Regions from separate parts of the Mus musculus genome. Here region 2 is linked to region 1. A link is a loop called in an ENCODE intact Hi-C map of the cell type or tissue named here. Cell type or tissue: left cerebral cortex. All regions are shown on one strand.

What was found. Peaks named below come from ENCODE experiments on the same cell type or tissue, not always from the same donor. Only the 100,000 strongest peaks of a DNase experiment are listed, where the experiment ranks them.
Region 2: a loop joins it to region 1, with 2.1 times the contacts of the local background. A loop is called at or near these places in 3 of 42 quality-filtered maps.

Annotation. Positions count from the first base shown.
Region 1 is chr3:39,219,556-39,222,055 of GRCm38, reverse strand. No RefSeq gene overlaps it. Among named protein-coding and RNA genes, the nearest start is that of Gm42214, 56 kb to the left of the region's middle. In left cerebral cortex, a CTCF peak has its summit at 1,144; a DNase peak (open chromatin) is centred at 1,823; H3K27ac peaks cover 622 bases.
Region 2 is chr3:39,009,351-39,011,850 of GRCm38, reverse strand. Fat4 (FAT atypical cadherin 4) reads right to left here. Exons shown (of 17, transcript NM_183221.3): 17 at 1-2,500. The coding sequence ends at 1,009. Among named protein-coding and RNA genes, the nearest start is that of C230034O21Rik, 120 kb to the right of the region's middle. In left cerebral cortex, a CTCF peak has its summit at 1,451 (motif pointing left); DNase peaks (open chromatin) are centred at 507, 1,091 and 1,382; H3K27ac peaks cover 270 bases.

The sequences.
Region 1 (2,500 bases):
ATTTTATAAATATTGCCATTCATTTTTAAAAATACATCACTTGCTTCTCTTTCTTTAATTGAAACTTCTTCTTTTTGTTTTGTAGGTCAAATAATATTTCTCCCTGGAAATAAGTCTTTAATATTTTTTTAAGCTGTCCTCACTACACCACTCACTACCTCCCTTCTCCTTGATTCCAAAGTATCTCAGTGAAGTGCCATGGTGGCTGCAGAAAGCTCTCCTCCAGAATTATTCTACTGTATGAGAAATGTTCTATGTGGAAGGTCACTATCTCATATGCAGAATTCAGATTCTGATTCACACTGGGAGAGTTTCATAAAAGGGGACATATTGTTATACCCAGTAGTATTTCAGAAACAAACTCCGTACAGGTTTTTCACAGACATCAACTATACCACTGGTATCATTTTACCTTAGAATGCATTTTTATGTCTTTAGATTGTTTTGTTTTTATGTGTGTAACTGCTTTATCAAGATCTAAGTATTTCCACCACCATATGAGTACCCAAGGAGGTGAGGAGGAGAAAAGAGGAGGAGCAGGAAGAGCAAGAGGAACAGGAGGAAGAGGAGGAGAAGGAGGAAGAGGGGGAAGGGAGGGGGAGGAGGAGAAAAGGTGTCAGATCTTCTGGAATTGGAGTTATAGATGGTTGTGAGCTGCTAAGTGGGTTCTTGGAATTAAACCCAGGTCCTCTGCAAGAACAAGAAGTCCTTTTTAACCACTGTGCTATATCTCCAGCCCCTCATTTTATTTTTTAATGAAATGATGTCCCTGTGAGTTAGTATAAATGGTAAAAATTGATTTATGAAGCATTTTGATGGCTAGATATTCAGGGACAATGAGCAGAGTATAGACACTGTGGGTATTCACTTTCATATTATTGTGTGGCAGTCTGTTCTCTCTCCTAGCCAACATTCAGAATTTTCTGAGACAGGATGAATGTGTGTGTGCGCGTGTGTGTATACTTAAATGCATATTACTCATTATACTTAATAATTCATATTAAAAATATAAGTATAGTTTAGATGCTATGAATATACACTCTCTGTTTATGTGTTTCCCACAGGGTCACCAGCTGATGGCCAAGTGATTTGTTATACACTCTGATAGGAATAGTTTGACACTCACTGTCTTCCCTGGCCATTAGGGGGTGTCTGTCCCCACCCAGTAAGACATTTCCTCACTTTCTCAGGAGCTTGTGGAGCCCATGTGCTTCATTAGGGCTGGTTTCCTCAGAGGGACTGCCATTCCATTGCTGCTAACCTGTGTCTATTTTCTCTCAGTACAGTTTCAAGGAAGCACTTATTGAAAAGGAAACGTCCATTGTTCCAGCCGCTATTGTTTTCTAGAACAGCAGAAACTTTACTGAAAGCAAAGTTGCATACAGACATTACCCCGAATTTTTCTTTTTCACCAATAAAAAAAAGAACAAAGCATCAGACAAAACCATTGTCCGATCCATCTGGAGCGGGGCTTCCTCCCCACAAGTCTTGCGCACCACATACAATATTTAATGTTGTTTAGCTTTTAAAACAATTGCCTATGAAAGCATCCAGGTCCCCTTGATAAGGGAGCAAGGCCTTTCCTGCAATTGTGAACCAGGAAATGCTGGCCCCTTGGCAAGATTTACTGTGTCCCGCTGCTTCGAGCCTCCCCCTCCTGCTTGCTGGAATGTGTTACTTTTAAGCACCTAGACTAACAGGAAGAGAAAGTTGTTATTTCTTTCCTTGTGAAAGAGGCAGGGATGGGAAAGCAAGCGGGCAAGGGACTGTCCGAGGACCTGGGGCTCCAAATCTAATCTTAGATTCATTTGCTGTAGTCCAAGCCCCAGTCACTGGAAGTCTCCCTTTCCTAAACTCACTCAGCTTTTGATCTGGTCAAAGCTTTCTGTTCCCAGTCTCTTACATCACAAGGGCTGCTCAGGACTGAACAATGAAGGCAAGACCCGAGGAAGGGGCGTGGCCCTCTTTTGTTTTGTCCCTTACACTGAGTGAAGAATCTGTCCTATTTTGTAGACCTGTGCTGAAAAAGCATTGCTTAGAAACAGAACCACTAAAATAGCAACGCATTTTCTTCACAGTGCCTGCGTGTTGGATCAGCAGAGTTCAGCGTGGACACTCTATTGACCACCATAATAAGGCTGCATGATTTGAGAGAGCAATCCACAGCATGTACTCAGAAGTGAAACTATCTCCTTTGTTGTTGTTTAGTAAGAGTTTTCTTTAAAGAAATTAATTTGCAGTAAGAAAATCACATATTAGGTGTGAAAGGCTCTTCTTTGTAAACAACAAAGCGCACCACCACCCCAGACGGCTCTGGATAATTTTCCTTGGACTTAGGAGGTTCTTTCTTTCTTTCTTTCTTTCTTTCTTTCTTTCTTTCTTTCTTTCTTTCTTTCTTTCTTTCTTTCTTTCTTTTTTTTTCTGGATATTTTTTTTTCCATTTTTTATTAGGTATTTAGCTCATTTACATTTCCAATGCTATACCAAAAGTCCCCCTTAC
Region 2 (2,500 bases), 210 kb after region 1:
GAAAGCAAGAAAAGTTTCCGGCATAGGAAAATATCAGTATCAAAACCACAGCTCAGGTGTAAAAAAAAAAAAAAAAAAGTTTTACACAGTATTAAAAAAATGATCTACAAAACGACGGAAAGTAAGAAACATTGCAATCTGACTTTATATAAATTATAAAAACTGGGTACTTGGGGTAAATGTTGAATGGATAGAAAATAAAACCAATTAGGGCCTGCATAGGTCAATTTGTTACAATGTTAAAAGCATAGAACTTTTTTTCTTCAATAAATAACTTTAAAAATTGTCTCTTAGAAGTGCGCTGAGAATGTTATCCCGGAAGAGGAAAGGTGGCAGTGTTCTGGGGACAGTATGTGGTCATCTTGTTCTTCCTGGAAGCCTGAGGTAAGTCAGGAGGCCATGACTGTTCGCACGGAGACACACAAGTGTCAACACAGTTTTTAAGAAAGCTTTAAAGTGCGGAACAAAATGACTTATTCTTAGTACCCACCGTCATGTAAAACAAGCCCTTATTGTGTCTGAGCGACATCACATATGAATCTATTCATCTGAAGAGTGTTAAATGTGCAGCCTTTCATCCCTCCAAGGTGGGAAGTCCTCCTTCCTGCACTCCACACGGGTTGGCTAAACTTAAATGATCTTGCAAGGTAAAACACAACCGTAACACTACAATGGAAACAAGCAACCCCACTGTGAAAGCACAAGCTCGAGTCTACAACTGCAATGGTATAAACGGCAAAAAACCACAAACCAAACACAAAGCAACACTTCCCAATGTTGCATGCCCCAAAACTCATCACAAAACAAGATGCATGCAGGAGGATCATTCCGTTCCACTGAGCACATTTAAATTAAAGAGTCAGTCGTTTGGAGTCTATGTGAGCAGCTTTGTGGTTAACTTTAAATGTGTCCCTGGCCACCGGTCTATACTGGCCTGTTTTACAAAGGTGACCCCCGCTGGTGGGAAGCCACACCGTGCTTTGAGTGTTTCTTGCCCACACATACACCTCACACATACTGTTCTGCCTCCCCATCTTTGGCGGCTGGTTTAGCTGCCCCACTTTTACCTTCTTCGTTACCAGCTGCTTTTTCTGGGAGAGAGGCCAAATCTTTAAAGACATCCACATAATGACCAAAGCCTGGGCCCCAGTTCAAAAGGTTGTCCCAGTTGAAGTTGCCTGCCTGCTGCCCCAGCTTCAGGGTGCTGTCTGCAGCCCCAGACGCTGCTGCAGGGGTACCCACTGGTCCCCCCTCAGCCCTGCGTCCATGGTACCTTCTGGGTTTCAGTCTGGCTCCATAATTATCTTCGTCATCTGCATCGGATTCGTTGACTTGAGATAACTTGGGCATCCTGGAAGTGTAGACCACGGGCTTCTCCCTGTCGTATTCCATTTCTGAGCACGTGAAAGAATCATGGGAGTCACTGTCAGAAGACGATTCTGGGGCAGGGATGCCATCTGCTGGGTTCCTGGTTCTGGACAGGGGCCTTCTACAGTCTTCTTCAGAAGAGGACCTCCCATGGTCTGCACTGCAGATGCTGGGGTTTCTGGGTCGAGGGGTGTTGAGCCTCTCTACCTCCTCTATGGAGAGTCCCACGGGAGGAGAAGATTCTAGAGGGATCTGTGCTATGGGCTGTTTGAGGCGACTCCCTGGTCTCGATCCATGAGATGCCATGGCCTGAGGGCTCTTACTTCTTCTCCCTAGCCTGGTGGCATAGTTGAACATGCCAGGCTGGCAGGGGTCCCCATGCATTTCCAGCGTACCCCCATCCCTCAGAGGAAGATGCAGTTCCCGGGCTGGGCTGTTCCTGTAGAAGGCAGATGGTTTGGAGAAAGGAGCTGGGCTGTGCCTGGACAGAGGGTTGGGAGTGGGGCAGGCCGAGTGGCTAAGGGAGCTGGTTCTTAACCCTTGGCCATATGAAGAAGGCTGGTAGGTCAGACTGCTTGCTCCCAAGGGCATAGGGGACTGCCTGGCGAAGCCCAGAGGACTGTGCCTCTGGATGGAAAACTTAGGCGTGTGGCTTCGGAACTGTTTGTAGTGCTGGATGATGTCTGCATCTGAGGGCGCGATACTGCTGGCATTGTCGATGTCATAGTGCTCAATCTCCTGCTCAGGGGAAGCCAGCGGGGCACTAGGGATGGTCTCTGAGTTGTGGGGGATGTCAGTCTCATCGAAGATTAGATAGGGGTTCTCTCGCTCTATGATGTCCGGCTTGGGATTCCCCTCAGGTTGCTTCCTAACAGCTAGGTCATCCCCATAGGGAGGGATGTTGTCTGGGTCATCAAAAGCTACATTCTCACTGCCCTTTTTCTTCTTCTCCTTCGGCTTCTTCTCCTCTTTGGGGTTTTTGGGCATCTTTCCCCTGCACTGGTTGCATAGAATCAAACTGAGGACCAGCAGCGCTAGGGCTGTGGCACAGCTGCCCACAATTGCAGGCACTGCCCACAGAGGTAAGGATATCTCATCTGGACCCTGACTCTGGACACACACGTGTCCCCCT